Linked DNA regions of Homo sapiens: all the other regions are linked to region 2. The links are chromatin contacts, found by Hi-C or POLR2A ChIA-PET in ENCODE. All regions are on one chromosome and are shown on one strand. The core of a region is the stretch at or near the end of the contact, and the rest is flanking DNA. Distances in the headings are between cores, read along the strand shown.

Region 1 (4,471 bases), core at 1,972-4,471, 4.0 Mb after region 2:
GAATGCCTTATTCCTGGTGTTCAGGATCGTCTGGAAGGCACAGGGAGGGTGATGAATGATCTGAAGGTAGGGAGGTGTGAGGGGCTGGGTAATGGAAGGGACAATGAGTGGGGATGAAGATGCAGGGGTCTGAGGGGGAGGTCAGAAATGTGGAGTTGGGAACAAAGTTCAAAGGGTACCTGGACCCCTGCATAAGCATTGTTGACCAGCACATCTAGACGCCCTTGCTGTTCCCGATCCACTTGCTCAAACAGGCTTCGCACTTCACTCTCCTGGCTTGAATCGCACACCACAGGCACACATTGGCCCCCGAGGGATTGTGCCTGGAGTAGGACAGGGGATATGAGCTCACATTCACACATGGGTGTGAGTCATGACAAAACTCCCCAACCAAAGTGGGCTTGAGAACTGAGAAGACAATCAATCCTAGGAGAGCCTGCTGCAGAGGCAACATGGCAGGCAACGCTGCCCTCTGGTGTCTGTTTGAGTAGTTTCAGGAATGATAGGCCTCCCCACCACAGAGCAAGGTGAATTGCAATGTAAGTTTTAATAATCTACAAACATTTACTGAGGCCCACCATGTGCACAGCATTGTACTTTGCAAGTAGAGGGTAAGAACAAGTGAGGCATGGAGTCTGCTCTTGAGAAATGAGTAAGCATCCTTTTCCTTGTTGTGGTCATTTCCATCTCTCATGCCCTTAGCTCCCACCCTACACTACTCACCTAAAACCTCTACTCAGTCCCAGTTGTCTTACCCTCACTCCACCAATGCTCCTGGTTGGTAATTGAAAAAACCAAAGCTATCAGCCATGAATGATTTCTACTTCCTGTTCTGTCTCACTCTCTACAAATGCCCACAAACCTCCAACTTCAGAGGAAGAAGAGTCCTTTATCTAAGAACAATCCTCCTATTCTCCAAATTTATGCTCTGGGTCCCCGCCTATTACCCTCCTTGCCTGAACTACTGCAATGCCTCCCAACGACTCACCTGACCTCCAGTCTGTCTGCCTTAAATTAATTCTTCATAATCCAGCCAGTACGACCTATCTAAAACACAAACCCTGTTCAAAATCTCCTAACTGGATCTCCATCTCTTAGAGGATGAAGCCTGAGTTCTCTATTAGGGTCTTCCAAGACCCACTCTTTCCTCTCCAGCCTCTCACTCACTACTCTTCCCTTGCATTATCTCACACATCTACTCTTTCACACAGCGTCCCTATGCTTATGGAGCTCCCTCTGCTGGAATGCTTTTCCTAACTTCCTTTACCTAATTCTTACCTTTCAAAACTCAGTTCAAGAACCACCTACCTCCTCCAGGACGCTTTCCCAAACCACTTTCCCTAGCCACTCTCCTATGTCATCTGGATGCTCCCCAACACCCCTAGAGTATTCTGTGCATATCTCCCTCTTATAATTTACCATATTCACATTACATTGAAGTGACTGCTTTCTGTACCTGACTTCCTGTTGGAATCTATCTTCATTTTTAATTAAAATTTTTTTTTTTAGAGACAGGGTCTCACTGTCACCAGGCTGGAGTGCAGTGGTGCAATCATAGCTCACTGCAACCTCGAACTCCTGGGCTCAAACGATCCTCCTGCCTCAGCCTCCCAAGTAGATGGTACTACAGGTGCAGGCCACTGTGCCTAGCTAATTATTTAAAAAATATTTTTTGTAGAGACTGGGTCTAGCTATGTTGCCCAGACTGGTCTCCAACTGCTGGCCTCAAGTGATCTTGCTGCCTTGGCCACCCAAAGTGCTGGGACTACAGGCATGAGCCACTGTACTCCACCATGGACTGAATCTTTGAAGAGCAGAAATTAGATTTTATTAGTCTTGGTAACTTCAGTGGTTTACCAATGCCTAGCAAATCATGGATACTCAAATATTTATTTAACTGAAGTCTAGTAAATAAGTAAAAAATGTGCAGTTCAATAAAGTCTTGCCTGAAATAGAGGAAAGCACAGGTCCACAACCCTTTAGTTGCAATTCCAAAATCTCTGCTCTCAAACAAAAAGTTTTTTACTTTTCTTTCTTTTCTTTTTTTTAATACAGTGTCTCGCTGTGTCGTCTAGACTGGAGTGCAGTGGTGTGATCATGGCTCAACTCCTAGGCTCAAGCGATCCTCCTGCCTCAGCCTCCGGAGTAGCTGCTGGGACTGCAGGAACGTGCCACCATGCCTGGCTCAAACACAAAGTTTTTTCATAAAACTCACTTGGCGGCAAAATTCTACCTTACCTGAAGTTATTTACGGGGTTTTTAATTTCCACTTTGAATAAATATTCACATCTTGTTGAGTAGTATTATAGTTTCAGGTAAGGGATTAGGAAAGGAGCTGTTAAGTGGAAGGGCTCTCTCGGGTGGTTTCTGCAACTGTGGTCCCAGAGGAAGCACTCACCTCCTGAGCAACAACGCGAAGGGTGTCCAGATGGCGGCCAGTGATGTAAACTGTGGCGCCTGCTTTGCAGAGCTGCAAGGCAATGCCACGGCCAATACCCCTGGAGGCACCAGTCACCACACACACTTGGCCATTCATGGGAGCTGCCATGACTCACAGGCAAAGGAGGCAGGTCTGTGGAAGCAAAGACTTACTCTGAGGGAAGCCTGGAGACTGTGTGTGTGTTGGGGCGAGGTTGGGGGGTAGGGGAGAACCTCACTAGGGCTAAGAGGAGGAGCCAAGGTAAGAATCCTTTGAGGGGAGAGGAGTCAGAGGCTGACAACTGGGTGCGGGCCTGAGGACAAGGCTGACTGTCTTTTGGGAGGCCCAGAGAGTGAAGAAGGGGCTGAGTGGGACTGTCCAGAGGTGGACAACTACTACAACCCTCTGAGTGTGGCTGCCTGGATATGGGAATCTGGCGCGGCAGCCCCTCGGGGCGCGTCCACGCAGAGTCCTGGGCTATCTGAAGCTCCGGTCCCTGGCCTGACCCAGTCCGGCTGAGCCAGAGGCGCAGCTTCCGGGCCGGGGATGAGCGCGAAGCCTGGAGATCCTAAGCCCTAAGTGGGACGAGCGTGCGCCGCTTACCTGCCACCTGCGCTGCCGCTGAGGTCTGCAGATTGCGGGGCTGCGGTGGAAGTCTGGGTTCTCGCCCAGATTGAGCCGGCGACGTGGAGGCAGTGTTCAAGGATTGATTCTGTAGTAGGACCCGGGGCGATTCTGTGCTGAGGTAGAGGGGCAGAGTCCCAGGCCAAAGTTAGAACCTGCGGATGGGGGCGGAGCGATCTGGGTGACACACCCACCCCGCCCGGCTGGGGCGGCGCGGAACTATGACGTAGTAGCTGCGTCAGGAGCGCGCCCGCGTTTCTAAACTTTGTCTGGATAAGGCGCACGCTTGGCGACGTCGAAGGTCCGTCCGCAGTTAAGGAAGCTTTTGCAGCCGGACAGGTCGCGAAGCACACATGGGGCAGGGTCCGCGCTCTCCACACAAGGTGGGGCGCCGGTTCCCAGCTGGTGGCAAACGGGGGCGCGGGGCCAAGGGGTCGGGGCGCCCCTTACCAGGCCGTAAGCGGCAACCCTGGCCGCCTCCGGATGGGCGCTCGGAGCCGGCTCCAGATTCGCACCCGCACCTGAGCCCGGAAGCTCTGGGATATTTCCGCCGGGCGCTGTCAGCATTGAAAGAGGCTCCCGAGACTGGGGAAGAACGAGGTAGGCAGCAACTTCGGGGTTTAGACCAAGAGCATCAAATCCAGGGCAGGCAAGGAAACTTTCTAGGGTCGGCAGGGCGTGGGGACTTAGTTTCATTTCCCATGTCCTCTTCCTCGGCCTCCGACCCACGACCCTTGGTTAAGCGAGGGTACATAACTGTATTCTCTACTAAGTCTCTTCAAAGTGTGTCTTTCTTCCCTTTTCAGATCTGATGGTGCACAATATAATGAAGGAAGTAGAGACTCAGGCCCTAGCTTTGTCCACGAACAGGACTGGCAGTGAGATGCTGCAGGAACTGTTGGGATTCAGTCCCTTGAAACCGCTTTGTCGCGTGTGGGCTGCTCTGCGCTCTAACTTGCGCACTGTGGCCTGTCACCGATGCGGGGTCCATGTATTACAAAGTGCTTTGCTACAGCTCCCTCGATTGCTGGGGAGTGCTGCAGAGGAGGAGGAGGAGGAGGAGGAGGATGGAAAGGATGGTCCCACGGAGACCCTGGAGGAGCTGGTCCTGGGACTAGCCGCTGAGGTGTGTGATGATTTTCTTGTCTACTGTGGAGACACACATGGCAGCTTCGTGGTCAGAACTCTGCTTCAGGTGTTAGGAGGGACTATTCTGGAGTCTGAGAGAGCCAGGCCCCGTGGTTCCCAATCATCTGGTAAGTATTACAAGAGGAAAGTGGACCTAGGGGGAAGAAGAATTTAGAAAGTTCAGAATGAGACAGTAAACAGAAGAGTAAGTCTTCATGGGGGAGCTTGACCGGGAAGAATTAGCTTGACCTGTCCTAATCTGAACAGGGCTTAGCAAGCCAAAGATTAGTGTGTGCGGAG
Region 2 (4,446 bases), core at 800-3,299:
ATGTATGTAAAGCTCATAGCATAGTAAGAACTAAATAAATTCTGGCTATTATTCTTATGAAGATTAAATGAGGTTATGCATGTAAAGCATTAGCTCAGCCTCTAGTACACAAGAAAGTTCTACTAAGTATTAGCTATTTTTAATAAATTTTCATTTCATAAAGGCTTATATTTTTCCTATCTCCAAAGTATTTCCTTTTAGACCTAGTCTAATTTATTTGTGTCATAATTAAGTCAGATGTAACAGGCTTTGTACCGCTGAAACAGGTTAAGCAATCCTATCCAACAACATTTATTGAGCACTTACATTTTGTTAGATTTATTTCCAACTACTTGATATGCTTTGGTGTTATTGTAAATGCTACCTTATCCAAAAATTTTATTTATAGTTGTTTGAAGCTCTTTTATAAGCATGGAATTTATTTTCACACGCTATTTTCTATCAGTCTTGCTAGGCTTTGTATTAAGGTAAAATTTTTATCCTGTAGTTTCTTCTAGCTTTTAAAATATTCATAATCAAATTACATGCAAATAATGAGATTTTGGGTTTTTTCTTTCTAAACTTTACATCTTTTGATGAACAAAAATTAAAATGTATCAATTTTTTTTTCTTTGTTTTTTTCAGACGGAGTCTCACTCTGTCACCCAGGCTGGAGTTCAGTGGCGGGATCTCGGCTCACTGCAACCTCCGCCTCCCGGGTTCAAGCGACTCTCGTGCCTCAGCCTCCCAAGTAGCTGGGATTACAGGCGCCCGCGACCACGCCTGGCTAATTTTTCACTTTTTTTTTTTTTTTTTTTGTAATAGAGACGAGGTTTCGCTATTTTGCTCAGGTTGCTCTATAACAGATACTATGCTATCCTAACAATATGTTTCTAAATGATATTAGTGCCAAAACCAGGATTACCCAGTGATTTTGTTAATACAGGCTTATTGAATCGGAGGGTCTGGGGTGGGGAATTTGCTTAAGTATGCAGTCCCCATACTCGGTGATTCTCATGAAGCCAAACATTTGGGCGCCCCTCACCTGATGTCACCAAGAACCAGAAGACCAATTAGAATTTTCGTGGGCTTCCTGCCCCATGGTTCCCTCTGTTCCCAAAGGGTTTCTGCAGTTTCACGGAGCTTTTCACATTCCACTCGGTTTTTTTTTTTTTGAGACTCGCTCTGTCGCCCAGGCTGGAATGCAGTGGCGCGATCTCGGCTCACTGCAAGCTCCGCCTCCCGGGTTCACGCCATTCTGCTTCAGCCTCCCAAGTAGCTGGGATTATAGGCGCCCGCCACCACGCCCGGCTAATGGCTAATTTTTTGTATTTTTTTTTTTTAGTAGAGATGGGGGGGGGTTTCACCGTGTTAGCCTGGATGGTCTCGACCTCCTGACCTTGTGATCCGCCCGCCTCGGCCTCCCAAAGTGCTGGGATTATAGGCGTGAACCACCGCGCCCGGCCCGGTTTCGTTTTGTTTTTTTTTTTTTTTTTTTTTTCCAAAAATGGGCGGAGGAGAGTAGTCTGAATTGGGTTATGAGGTCCCCTGCGGGGTACCTCACCTCAGCCATTGAACTCACTTCGCTGGCCGTGAGTCTGTTCCAAGCTCCGGCAAAGGAGGCATCCGCCGGGCCCCTCCCCGAAGGGCGGGGTCCACGGCATCTCCTGCCCAGTCTGACCTCGCGCGGAGCCCCGTTCTCTGGGAACTCACCTCCCCGAAGCTCAGGGAGAGCCCTGTTAGGGCCGCCTCTGGCCCTAGTCTCAGACCTTCCCAAGGGACATGGGAGTGGAGTGACAGGACGCACTCAGCTCGTGGCCCCACTGATGAGCTTCCCTCCGCCCTATGGGAAAAAGTGGTCTCATACAGAACTTATAAGATTCCCAAATCCAAAGACATTTCACGTTTATGGTGATTTCCCAGAACACATAGCGACATGCAAATATTGCAGGGCGCCACTCCCCTGTCCCTCACAGCCATCTTCCTGCCAGGGCGCACGCGCGCTGGGTGTTCCCGCCTAGTGACACTGGGCCCGCGATTCCTTGGAGCGGGTTGATGACGTCAGCGTTCGAATTCCATGGCGGCGCGGCGGCGACGGAGCACCGGCGGCGGCAGGGCGAGAGGTTCGGAGCTCAATATCGCGGGACGGCATGCGGGGGGCGGGCAGTCAGAAAGGAACGATGCCACCTACTGTGACCCCCTTCCCCTTCCAGCTCCCTATAACCTGCACTTGGCTACCAAACCAGTTGGGGTGCTAAATTTTGTAAATTTCGGTTTTCAGAGCTTTGGGGATTACATAATTGTGCATAAAGCCTTGCGGAGCTGTAACAACTAATGTGCCAGTACTGTTGTTAATACCTAATGTCATCCAATTTACAAAAAGTAATTGTAAGGCACACCATTATTTTATACACAACAAAGGATAAGCACTGAAAATGGTGAACTGTGATTCACTGCTTATGTCATCCATTGTAAGATGCATCCCAGTTCCAGAGAGTAAAATGCGAGTCTTAGACCTATTGAGATACGGTATTATGTGTATAATGTTCTTAAATGCATAGGTGCACCCTATAAATTAGGTTCTATTGTACTTCTCTAGAAGTACAGTATTGTACAATATTCTAATATTGGAGTAAGTGAAGTAGGAAGAGATCAAATACTTCTCCAAGTTTCCACAGAGAAAAGCAGCAGAGCTAGGCTCTAAATTAGGCACAGACCCTTGAGCACTTAACTAACCTTTATCCCATACGGCCTCATGTATGAGGTGGGTATTTGGGGGACATTGGGACACAAGTAAAACAGATAAGCAGGCCTCAATCTATGAGCTTACAAGACTCCTGGGACTCCCTTTTATTTTGTTTTATTTCATTTGGCTAGAATAGCAATTTAGGAAGAATTACACAGACTGTTACACAAAAGTAGTGTGGGACAGTTGTTATTGCCTCTGTAAACTTAGAAAATTATCTTAAACCGGCGGGGTGAGGTGGCTCACGCCTGTAATCCCTTGGGAGGCCGAGGAGGGCAGATCACTTGAGGTCACGAGTTCGAGACCAGCCTGGCCAACATGGTGAAACCCTGTCTCTACTAAAAATACAAAAATTAACTGGGCATGGTGGTGCACGCCTGTAATCCCAGCTACTCAGGAGGCTGAGGCACGAGAATCACTTGAACCCAGGAGGCGGAGGTTGCAGTGAGCCAAGATCGCACCACTGCAGTCCAGCCTGGGCGAGAGAGTGAGACTCCACCTCAAAACAAAAAAAGAGAGAAAATTATCTTAAACCATTTCTTTAAAAGATTTTTTTCAATCTTTAAAATCTACACGTATTCGGGTGTGTACTCATTCTTTGCTAATTTCCAAATTCTGTAGCATTAAATGAAAGCAAAAGAGTTAATAATGGCAACACGGCTCCAGAAGACTCTTCCCCTGCCAAGAAAACTCGTAGATGCCAGAGACAGGAGTCGAAAAAGATGCCTGTGGCTGGAGGAAAAGCTAATAAGGACAGGACAGAAGACAAGCAAGATGGTATGCCAGGAAGGTCATGGGCCAGCAAAAGGGTCTCTGGTAGGAGTGGATCTGGGGATGATATCTTGTTATTTCAACTCCTATTTCGTCCTTCTTTCAGGGAATAATTAATTTCTCTATCCTTTGGGCATACCACAGCACTAATCTACTGCCTTGAATCTTCATTTTCATGTATTTGAGATGGATTGGGGTCTAAGGAAAGACCAGGATTGGTTGGGCGGGCAAAGTTAATCCTGACAAGTTTCTGTTTTACCACAACAGCTGTTTTTGATTCCCATAAAGTAGTACCTATCTGTCTTTCCTCAGAATCTGTGAAGGCCTTGCTGTTAAAGGGCAAAGCTCCTGTGGACCCAGAGTGTACAGCCAAGGTGGGGAAGGTAAGAGACTCTGGAACCGATCTTCAGTCCATGGATATCTCAGAGAGCATCCTTTGTTATAAGGACTCCTGTCTGGGATGCTGTTAGTACTCATTTTAGGAATCCTCTCCAAAATATGATGAGTGAGTAGTTTTCTCTAATGGCAAGAGATAGGAGTGGTAGGGCTTGGGGTTAATAATCAGGGTGTTTTTTAACATGGTGTGTTAGACCATTCTTGCATTGCTGTAAAGAAATACCTGAGACTAGGTATTTTATAAGAAAAGAGGTTCCTAGAGGCTGTACAGGAAGCATAGCAGTATCTGCTCCTCAGGAGACCTTAGGAAACTTTTACTCATGGCAGAAGGTGAAGCGGGAATAGGCACGTCACATGGCAAAAGCAGGGGAGAGAGAGAGAGACAGAGAGAAAGGGAGAGAGAGAGATTGGAGAAGGTGTCACAGAGAGAGAAAGAGAGAATGGGGAGGTGTCACACGCTTTTAAACTACCAAATCTTGTGTGAATTCACTCACTATCAAGAGGACAGCAGCAAGACAGTGGTGCTAAACCATTCATGAGAAATCCACTTCCAT
Region 3 (5,034 bases), core at 1,178-3,677, 3.8 Mb after region 2:
ACATTTGGTCCTCACAACAATAAAAGTATGAGGTAGGTTGTACTGATCTTGATTGGCAAAAAAAAAAAAAAATTGAGATAGTAGTGTTCCCATTGTACAGTTGCAAACACTGAGACACAGAGGTTAAGTAACTTGTTCACAACTAATAAACAGAGGAGCCATGATTACAAAGCTAGATAATATGGGTATATCATCTATCCTCTAAACCAGGAATTAGCAAACTTTGGCCCTCCTGTGGCCAGTTTTGTATGACCTGCGAGCTAATAATTATATATGTATAATATATATATTTATATATTATATATATTATTATATATTTTATATATAATATTTGCATATATAATATATATATAATTTTTTTTTAAAGACAGAGACCTGGCAGTGATGGCAGTGTAATCCCAGCACTTTGGGAGGCTGAGGCAAGAGGATCACTTGAGCCCAGGAGTTTGAGACCAGCCTGGGCAAGATGGTGAGACCCTGTCTGTATAAAAATTTTTTTTAAAAGGTAAAACATTTTTTACATTTTTATTTTTATTTTATTTTTATTATTTTTTTGGAGACAGAGTCTCACTCTGTTGCCCAGGCTGGAGTGCAATTCTGGCTCACTGCAACCTCCACCTCTCAGGTTCAAGCGATCTCCTGTCTCAGCCTCCCGAGTAGCTGGGATTACAGGCCCCCACCACCACACCCGTCTAGTGTTTGTATTTTTAGTAGGCACAGGGTTTCACCATGTTGGCCAGGCTGGTCTCGAACTTCTGACCTCAAGTGATCTGCCTGCCTTGGCCTCCCAAAGTGCTGGGATTAGAGGCGTGAGTCACTGTGCCCGGCCATTTTTACATTTTTTAATGGTTGAAAAAGCAAAAGAATAAGAATATTTTATTACAGGAGAAAGTTACATGAAATTCAAATTCCAGTGTCTATAAAATGTTATCTCACCAAACTAATTCATTTACATATGGCAGCTTTCCTACTACAATGGCAGAGTTGAGTAGACAGACACTGTAAGGCCTATAAAGCCTAAAATATTTACTCTCTGGCCCTTTATAGAAAAAGTTGGCCAGACGCGGTGGCTCATGCCTGCAATCCCAGCACTTTGGGAGGCCGAGGCGGGCGGATCACGAGGTCAGGAGATCGAGTCCATCCTGGCTAACATGGTGAAACCCCGTCTCTACTAAAAATACAAAAAATTAGCCGGGCGTGGTGGGACGCGCCTGTAGTCCTAGCTACTCCGTAGGCTGAAGCAGGAGAATCGCTTGAACCCTGGAGGTGGAGGTTGCAGTGAGCCTAGATGGTGCCACTGCACTCCACCCTGGGCGACAGAGCGAGACTCCGTCCCCCAACACACACACACACACACACACACACACACACGTTTGCCAAAACCTGGTTTAAATCAGTAAATTATCCTGGAAAAAAAAAAAAAAACACCTGGCTAATATCAGAGAGATAAATGCTATGAATGTACTAAAACAGGATGATTTGTAATAGATTTGGAGGGAGGTTCCTTATAAAGGATGATGAAAATAGTTCTCTCTGAAGAGGTGACATCTAAACTGAGAACCGAATGACAACACCCAGGGTAAGGGTGTTTTAGGCAAAGGGATTATTAGCAAGGGCAAAGGCCCTGAGGCAGAAATGAACATGACACATCTGAGAAACAAATAGCCCAAATATTTGCAAGTGTAATGAATGAAGGGGCAAGCAGTAGAAAGTGGACTTAAAGGGGAGACAGGTGCGACAGCCTTTTGGATTTCATTCAAAGGTCAACAGGCAGCTGAGAAAGGGTTTTAAGCCAGAGAGAGGCATGAACCCGCTGCTCCGTGAGAGTGGGTTATAGAATGGCATCTGCAGCCGTGGTCCAGGAGAGAGTTGGTCCGGGCTTGGATAGGGATGCTGCCAGCTCTGGTGCCGGTGTTGCTACAGGTGCGCAGGATGTCGGCAGAGCCAGAGGCCCACGCTAGCAAGGCTAGGAAAGACAGGCCAGGTCTTATTCCATCTCTAGGGAAAGACGGAAGAGCCCTAAGTAAAGCTTATCTGTCCCAGGCGGAGCAGGGGAAGAAGAGAGCAGGTGGGGAGCCAGTTGGGAGGCGGGAGGTGGAGGTTGGGACGCGGAGAGACTGGCTTGGGCTTGGCGATGGGAGGACCCGGACCCGCCGTCCTCAGGCGGCGGGCGGCAGGTGGCGGGAGGCGGGAGGCGGGGACCGGGCCAGCGGAGGTGGGGAGCCTGGAAGCTGGCCCTCGCGAGGCGGCGCGGGGAGGGTGGGTGAAGAGCGCCTGTGCGCGCTAGGCGGAGCCTCACCCGCCGCCCTCCTCTGCGGCACCGCCCCTTCCATGGCAGGGCTGACCCCGCCTCCTCCATCCGACCCCGCCTCCTCCAGCCCTCCCCGCCCCACTACCCAGGAAGGCGGAGCTGGGTGCGAGCGCCCTACCGCTTTCGCTTTCCCTTCGCGGTGCCCACTCCACTCCTTGTGCGGCGCTAGGCCCCCCGTCCCGGTCATGGCCATGCTCAGGGTCCAGCCCGAGGCCCAAGCCAAGGTGAGCGCCGCGGGGTCTAGAAAGGGCCCACTGGGGAGGCGTGGCTGGAGCGGCCGGGGGCATCCCCGACCCGCCCCCCAGGCTCCCACGCGAGTCGGGGGCAGTCGGCCGAGCTGGCGCGCCCGGAGCACCTGCGCCCCGGGGAGGGCGGCGACTGCTGCCTGCGGGGAGAGGCGAGGCGGCCGTGGTTCTGCGGGGTGAGGTGAAGCGGAGAGCTGGCGTGGAGGGGAACTCCGCTGGCCTGGGGCCGGGGCCACACACAGACTGGGTGCGGGACTGCCCCAGCTACCTTCTGGCCTTTCCCTCAGGGAGGGTCCCGGGGCCCACCCCATCCCTGTCCTACTTGCAGAGGACTCTCAGCACCCCTCCTCACACCTGCCAGGCGACCCCAGAGATCTGTTCTCACGTGAACACTGGCCCTTCACCGCCAGGAATGTTCTCATCCCCCATATCCAGCCCCAGGGATACCCACTCCACTTTCCGTAGATCCAGGTCTGCAGAGATCCACCTTCTCCACCACCCCAACCCACCCTACAGGCATCCATCTCGCTTTCTTCAGGTCTGGCCTTAGAGGGATCCCCTCCACCCTTCCCCAGGTCAGGCCCTACATAACCCTAAGGGAACTGTCCTCAAATGAACTGGCCTTAAAGCCAAGTTTCTGAAGGGATGCGTGTGCCCCACAGGTGGATGTGTTTCGTGAAGACCTCTGTACCAAGGTAAGACATGCCCCATCAGCGTGGCCCCACCCCTGCCCAACTCCTACTGCTCAACCCTGCCTCACTACCTAGGACGGGCATTTGATGCTGACTCCCATCCTCCTCCACCCCCACCTCACACACAGACAGAGAACCTGCTCGGGAGCTATTTCCCCAAGAAGATTTCTGAGCTGGATGCATTTTTAAAGGTACCGCGGCTGGGCAGGGAGCTAGGGAGTAAAGGCCAAGAGAAGAGTCTGGAGGCTGTGAGAGTGAGGTGAGAGGAACTCCCTCACCTCCAGCCCTCCTCCCACCCTACACCAGGAGCCAGCTCTCAATGAAGCCAACTTGAGCAATCTGAAGGCCCCATTGGACATCCCAGTGCCTGATCCAGTCAAGGAGAAAGAGAAAGAGGAGCGGAAGAAACAGCAGGAGGCAAGCTGGGAAGACCTGGGAGAAGGGATCCAACTATGGGGGTAATCAACCTTAGTCCTGACTCTCATGAGCTCCTCTCTTTCTGCAGAAGGAAGACAAGGATGAAAAGAAGAAGGGGGAGGATGAAGACAAAGGTACTTGAAACCACAATGGTGGGAAGAGACTTGAGTCCCACTCACAGGAGCTCCTCCTAAGGATTTCTTTCCAGTCTCCCCTTCGCCCCTCACACAGGCTCAATCATGTGACTGACCCATTGCTCACTCTCTAGGTCCTCCCTGTGGCCCAGTGAACTGCAATGAAAAGATCGTGGTCCTTCTGCAGCGCTTGAAGCCTGAGATCAAGGATGTCATTGAGCAGCTCAACCTGGTAAGCCCTCCCCCTTAAACTCTCAGGCTTCAAGTCAAACCATTGTCCTCTTGGTCCCTGCCATTTAGGGCCTGGCACTTGCCAGGTTTTAGCAAGAGAGGGCACAGCAAGTGAAACCAGAAGTCCAGGCCCTGGGGCTCAGGATAGACCCGGCACGCCTCCACCCAGTGTGGGGAGGGAAGCAAGGGAGAATATGAAACTGGGAATTGGGTAGAGGGCTGATGTGGCATTATGCCATTCCCTCTTCCCAGGTCACCACCTGGTTGCAGCTGCAGATACCTCGGATTGAGGATGGTAACAATTTTGGAGTGGCTGTCCAGGTGAGAGCGCTGCCCCACTTCCCTGCTCTTTTCTAGTCCATGCTTCCTTCCACTTTCCCCCTTGCTTTTTTTCCCTAGGAGAAGGTGTTTGAGCTGATGACCAGCCTCCACACCAAGCTAGAAGGCTTCCACACTCAAATCTCTAAGTGAGTGACCACCCATGTGCACACTGTTTTTGTTTTGGGAGACCTCCTTCTTCTACTCCATACACACTTCTCCTTCCACAGGTATTTCTCTGAGCGTGGTGATGCAGTGACTAAAGCAGCCAAGCAGCCCCATGTGGTAGGTGAGGCCCAGGTCAGGGTGCATGGGGGAAGGACACATGTAAGGTCAGGCCTGACCCGAGCTTCCCACAGGGTGATTATCGGCAGCTGGTGCACGAGCTGGATGAGGCAGAGTACCGGGACATCCGGCTGATGGTCATGGAGATCCGCAATGCTTATGTGAGGAGGCAAGGGCAGGGCAGGGGTGGGCAGAGGCAGCTTTCCCAGGCCACCCACTCCCTGACCCTGCAGGCTAGGGGTTAAGGGTGACAAAGCTCAGCTTCTCCACAAGGCTAGAAATGGGGCACAGAGCCACTGGAGGCCTCTGACTGACCTCTACTCCCTGGCCCTGTAGGCTGTGTTATATGACATCATCCTGAAGAACTTCGAGAAGCTCAAGAAGCCCAGGGGAGAAACAAA
Region 4 (4,912 bases), core at 1,411-3,910, 3.2 Mb after region 2:
CAGGCCGGGCGTGGTGGCTCACACCTGTAATCCCAGCACTTTGGGAGGTGGAGGCGGGTGGATCACAAGATCAGGAGATCGAGACCATCCTGACTAACAGGGTAAAACCCCATCTCTACTAAAATTACAAAAAATTAGCCGGGCATGGTGGTGGGCACCTGTAGTCCCATCTACTTGGGAGGCTGAGGCAGGAGAATGGCATGAACCCTGGAGGCGGAGCTTGCAGTGAGCCGAGATGGCGCCACTACACTCCAGCCTGGGCGACAAAGCGAGACTCCGTCTCAAACAAACAAACAAACAAAAATTAGGAGGGTGGGGTGGCACGTGCCTGTAGTCCCAACTACTCAGGAGGCTGAGGCGGGAGAATCATTTGAACCCAGGAGGCAGAGGTTGCAGTGAGCTGAGACGCCAGAGTGAGACTCTGTCTCAAAAAAAAAAAAAAAAAAAAAAAAAAAGCAGATGCTTAGGAAAGTGGAGTAGCTTGCGGAAGGCCAAACATCTAGAAAGTGAAGCTGGGAGTCGACCTCAGGTCTGGCTCCGGAAACTGGTCTTTCTGTTCAAATAAGCTGCTGCTTTTGCCCCACTGGATTGGATCTTATAACATAAGGAAAAATTAGGTCTTCATCCCAGGTTAACAAAACCGGAAAGCAAAAGATGGATGAAAAGCAGGCTTTAGGAGCTGGGGTTTCTTCTCTCCCTAACCAACAGTGCTTAACATGGAGTGGGGACAGAGGTTGACCCAAGCTACTCCAAGTTCAAGATGCCATTTGTTTATTTATTTATGCACAGGGTCTTGCTCTGTTGCCGAGGCTGGAGTGCAGGCAGTAGCAGGATCGTAGCTCACTGCCCTTGACCTCCTGGGCTCAAGCTATCCCGCTGCCTCAACCTCCTGAGCAGCTGGGACCACAGGCATGCACTACCACACCCGGCTAATTAAAATTTTTTTTTTTTTTTTTTTGTAGAAACAGGGTCTTCCTATGTTGCCCAGGCTGGTCTCAAACTCCTGGCCTCAAATGATCCTCCTGCCTCGACCTCCCAAAGTGCTAGGATTACAAGTGTGAGTCAACACACCTGGCCAAAATGCCATGTCTTTAAACCAGTGTCCTTCTCCCTATAATACCTCTCACTGGTCATGTATTTCCAGAAACATACTGGTGAGAGGGCAGGTGTTGAGAACATGGCACTTCTCACCCATCATAGGAAGGAGTCCAGGAGTTAAGAGCCACGGTTCCTCAGGGAGCTTCCTCACATGGAAGGTCAGACATATAGTTAGAGTCTCCAGATAACCATAGTCCTCAGAGGGAGTAAGAAGGAATCATCTCTATTAATATTTTGTCTCCCAAAGCATTCAAAGGGCCAACCCCCATGTTTTCCTGAATTTTATTTTTTTGGGGACAGATGGAGTCTCGTTCTGTCGCCCAGGCTGGAGTGCAGTGGCGCCATCTCAGCTCACTGCAACCTCTGCCTCCCAGGTTCAAGCAATTCTCATGCCTCAGCCTCTGGAGTAGCTGGGAACACAAGCACGCGCCACCATGCCCGGCTCATTTTTGCATTTTTAGTAGAGACGGCGGGCCGGGGGGGTTTCTCCATGTTGGCCAGGCTGGTCTCGAACTCCTGACCTCAGGTGATTCACCTGCCTCGGCTTCCCAAAGTGCTGGGATTGCAGGTGTGAGCAACCGCACCGGCCTTTCTGTATTCTAAATGAACATAAGTAGTTCTACACCTGACAAAAACTGCTTAGGGACCGCTGGAAACTCTGACAAACTCCTCAGTCTAGCACTCAAGGCTTTTCCCTCAACTGCATTTCTAGCCTCGTCTTCTCCTTACGTACCACCCAGGTGCTCTCCAGTTTCTGGGCCTTTGCTTAGGCTATTCCTGTCTCCATCTAGGTCTCCAACTGTTGAAATACCATCATATCTTTAGTTCCTGGCCAAAATACCACTTTATTCTCTGACAGAAAGTTTCTCACCCACTCTTACCCTCAACGTTCATGCCAGGAGGTATTAGATCCCCTCTAAAACTCCAGAGTAGCTAAACTGGACTTTATTACGCGCTGCCCCCGCCCCCTTCCCTCCCCCCACCCCAACCCCCCTCGCCACCATTGCCACTGGCCTGCGCTTAGCTGGCTGCTATAGCAGATATCTGTTGGACGGTGTGAATGGCTTGTATTCCAGGCCCATCTGCCTGCGTTGGGGGTGCGGCGGGGGGTGTTGGAGACGGGACTGGGGCTTGAGCTCCTTGCACCCGACTCTCCCCGCCGCCTTGTAGCCCCAGTTCAGCTTTAGGTAGAGTACCGCAGGCACCAAGTGCAGCTTTCCTGTCGCCATAGCGACGGGCGGGGCGAGATGGCAAAGTCTCCCTTTGGAACTACATCTCCCATCATGCATCCGCGCCTCGGGGTGCCTGGCTCAGCCTCAGGCATGAGACCTGTACCAGCCCCCGGGAGCCGTGCGGGGCCAACAATGAGGAGCAGAATGCAAGGGGCGGCCTCGCTCCCCTGGCCACCGCGGGGGTCGCGGCCTCCCATTACATAGCGCGTGTCTCGAGCCCTGGCCTGCTCTCGGCACCGCCACAACGGGCGTAATATGGCCGCTGGTGCCGGGACCTGCCGGGCGCGCGGAGGGTCGGGCCGAGGTCCGGGATCCGGAACTGCTCCCGGCATTCCTCGCGAGTGTATGGCGTGGGCTCCCTTCCCCCTCTGTGGGTCCCGCGAGGAGACTCTCGGGCTTTGAGGTGAGACCTGAAGTTCCGCTGGCCGGTAGTGTAGCAGGAAAGGGCAGGTCCTCCCGGGTCGTGAGCCAGTAGCCTCCTGGGGTGGCAAGGTGTAGAGAGGGGGGCGTTGAAAGGACACCCGCTACCCGGCCTGCTTTCTAGGGGTCTCTTTGGATTGAGGACATCAGCAGCAGTGGAAGGGATTTTACTGGAGACCTGTCACTGTCAGAGCCTTAAAATATCACCGACGGGGCCTTAATGTCACCGAGGTAGAGAGAAAAGGGCAGTAGCCCTAGAGACTATTGCGACACAGTGTGCCCCTCATAAGTTTTTCCAGGGAGGGGTTCTGTACTGAGTTGACGCCCCAGGAGCTGAGCACCAGGCTTTGCATCCTTGGGAACTCAGCAAACGTTTGTTCAGCCAATTGCAGGTAGCATGGCCCAGGGCTTGATTGAGGTGGAGCGAAAGTTCCTTCCAGGGCCTGGCACAGAGGAGCGGCTGCAGGAGTTGGGGGGCACCCTGGAGTACCGGGTCACCTTCCGAGACACCTACTATGACACCCCTGAGCTGAGCCTCATGCAGGCTGACCACTGGCTGCGACGACGAGAGGATAGTGGATGGGAGCTCAAATGTCCTGGAGCAGCAGGTGTCTTAGGACCCCACACGGAGTATAAGGAACTCACAGCGGAACCTACAATTGTGGCCCAACTCTGTAAGGTGCTGCGGGCTGACGGCCTGGGGGCTGGAGATGTGGCTGCTGTGCTGGGCCCACTGGGGCTGCAGGAAGTAGCTAGTTTTGTGACTAAGCGGAGTGCCTGGAAGCTGGTGCTCTTGGGAGCTGATGAAGAGGAGCCACAGCTCAGGGTGGACTTGGATACAGCCGACTTTGGCTACGCTGTGGGTGAGGTAGAGGCCCTGGTGCATGAGGAGGCTGAAGTACCAACTGCCCTAGAGAAGATCCACAGGCTCAGCAGCATGCTTGGTGAGGGAGACAGGCCCTTTTGTGCTTTTCCTGCTCCCCACTTTTCTCTTTTGGAGGCACCTGCTGGACCATGCAGTGGGGGAGGGCCTCCGGATTAAAAATTTTTTTTTTAATAGAGACAAGGTTTTGCCGTGTTGCCCAGGCTGGTCTGGAACTCCTGGACTCAAGCAATTTGCCTGCCTCGGCCTTCCAAAGTGCTGGGATTACAGGTGTGAGCCTCTGTGCCTGGCCTGGATTATTTTTGTAATGGGAATTGTTTTAGCAATTTTCTAAGTTTGCTTACAGTTCTGTGAAATCTCGTTTTCTCTTTAACAGTAGCTAATTTGGATCTAGTCCTTCCACGTGTCTAATTCCAGCCAACCTGCCTCATTTAGTTCTCATACCTATAGCCAGATCTCCTTCAGTTTCATTTCTCAGTTCCCTGCTTTGACTCTTCCTTCCCCCAATCTCTTTTTTTTCTTCTTCTTCAGTCACCACTCCTCCACAAGGAGTAAAAAGTAAGCCTTTTTACAAAAGCTGCCCTCTGGGAGGCTCAGACCCAGGATCTTCAGATCATGAGACTGATGCACTGCCCACTACACTGAGAGTCCAACCAGTCTTGTCCTTTTGTTTTACAATTACCTAGATCCTTTTAATTTGTCCTTTTGGCTTTTTGTAAAGGACAATAACATTATAGTTATGTGAGACAGTGGGGCATGATTTGGCAGATTTGTTCCTAAGCATAATTCCCTTGTAGACAGTTCATCCACACTAGGAATTGTGCATCCCATGGGGCCTTACAGCCCTGCAGTGCTGTTTGAGCCCCCTCAGCAAACATACACTGAGTTCCTTGCTATGTGCCCAGCATGCTGCCAGGCACTAACAACAAGACACTGGCAACAGGCAGTTCCATTCTCACCTCACCATGTAGAGGCGAGAATTCTATGTGAATCCCACCCCATGGCTATAGCTTCCCTCCTCTTCTTTCTATAGCTCTTGGTTTCTATGTGTACATCTCTGCATGTGCTTCATTACTAAGCTAATGAGCTTTGGCCTGGTCTAGGGCTTTAATCTTGATTGCGGAACAGGGTAATAACTGAAATGAGCTGACGCTGAGGCATCCTTCGTTTATCTTGGTGCCTGGGTGCCTCTTCGCCATTTCTCCTTGCTGGAGGAGAGAGGCTGAGGTGTGGCTTCTAGTCCCACTCTTGCCTGAAGTTGCTCTTTTAGGTCCCACTT

Evidence for each region. Hi-C counts contacts between places; a loop is a spot of excess contacts on that map. ChIA-PET counts read pairs that join two places held with the same protein, here RNA polymerase II (POLR2A). Pooled maps may share reads with other maps.
Region 1: a loop to region 2 is called in a map with no recorded cell type, with 9 times the contacts of the local background. The contact joins the promoter of DHRS1 here to the promoter of PARP2 in region 2. A Hi-C loop is called at or near these places in 1 of 37 single-sample maps with no recorded cell type and 1 of 50 pooled maps. POLR2A ChIA-PET finds 5 or more read pairs at or near these places in 3 of 52 experiments (GM10248, activated T-cell and endothelial cell of umbilical vein).
Region 3: a loop to region 2 is called in a map with no recorded cell type, with 7 times the contacts of the local background. The contact joins the promoter of PSME1 here to the promoter of PARP2 in region 2. A Hi-C loop is called at or near these places in 1 of 168 maps with a recorded cell type or tissue (mammary epithelial cell), 1 of 37 single-sample maps with no recorded cell type and 9 of 50 pooled maps. POLR2A ChIA-PET finds 5 or more read pairs at or near these places in 2 of 52 experiments (activated CD4-positive, alpha-beta T cell and endothelial cell of umbilical vein).
Region 4: a map with no recorded cell type shows a loop between it and region 2 (6-fold over the local background). The contact joins the promoter of THTPA here to the promoter of PARP2 in region 2. A Hi-C loop is called at or near these places in 1 of 37 single-sample maps with no recorded cell type and 7 of 50 pooled maps. POLR2A ChIA-PET finds 5 or more read pairs at or near these places in 1 of 52 experiments (activated T-cell).

Annotation. Positions count from the first base shown.
Region 1 is chr14:24,296,559-24,301,029 of GRCh38, forward strand. DHRS1 (dehydrogenase/reductase 1) reads right to left here and starts at 3,222. Exons shown (of 9, transcript NM_001136050.3): 1 at 3,023-3,222; 2 at 2,399-2,572; 3 at 180-323; 4 at 1-30. The coding sequence starts at 2,548. NOP9 (NOP9 nucleolar protein) reads left to right here and starts at 3,292. Exons shown (of 10, transcript NM_174913.3): 1 at 3,292-3,643; 2 at 3,850-4,299. The coding sequence starts at 3,397. RefSeq lists an enhancer at 1,776-2,566.
Region 2 is chr14:20,341,586-20,346,031 of GRCh38, forward strand. It overlaps PARP2 (poly(ADP-ribose) polymerase 2), which reads left to right and starts at 2,050. Exons shown (of 16, transcript NM_001042618.2): 1 at 2,050-2,102; 2 at 3,347-3,502; 3 at 3,809-3,879. The coding sequence starts at 2,057. It also overlaps RPPH1. RefSeq lists enhancers at 933-1,032, 1,963-2,132.
Region 3 is chr14:24,133,767-24,138,800 of GRCh38, forward strand. PSME1 (proteasome activator subunit 1) reads left to right here and starts at 2,428. Exons shown (of 11, transcript NM_006263.4): 1 at 2,428-2,535; 2 at 3,219-3,251; 3 at 3,377-3,439; 4 at 3,555-3,665; 5 at 3,754-3,799; 6 at 3,934-4,031; 7 at 4,283-4,351; 8 at 4,430-4,497; 9 at 4,579-4,633; 10 at 4,708-4,794; 11 at 4,970-5,034. The coding sequence starts at 2,497. RefSeq lists silencers at 2,002-2,421, 2,472-2,761.
Region 4 is chr14:23,553,611-23,558,522 of GRCh38, forward strand. It overlaps THTPA (thiamine triphosphatase), which reads left to right and starts at 2,661. Exons shown (of 2, transcript NM_024328.6): 1 at 2,661-3,694. The coding sequence starts at 3,148. It also overlaps a transcript of ZFHX2 not described here. RefSeq lists enhancers at 2,041-2,975, 2,534-2,793, 3,654-3,703.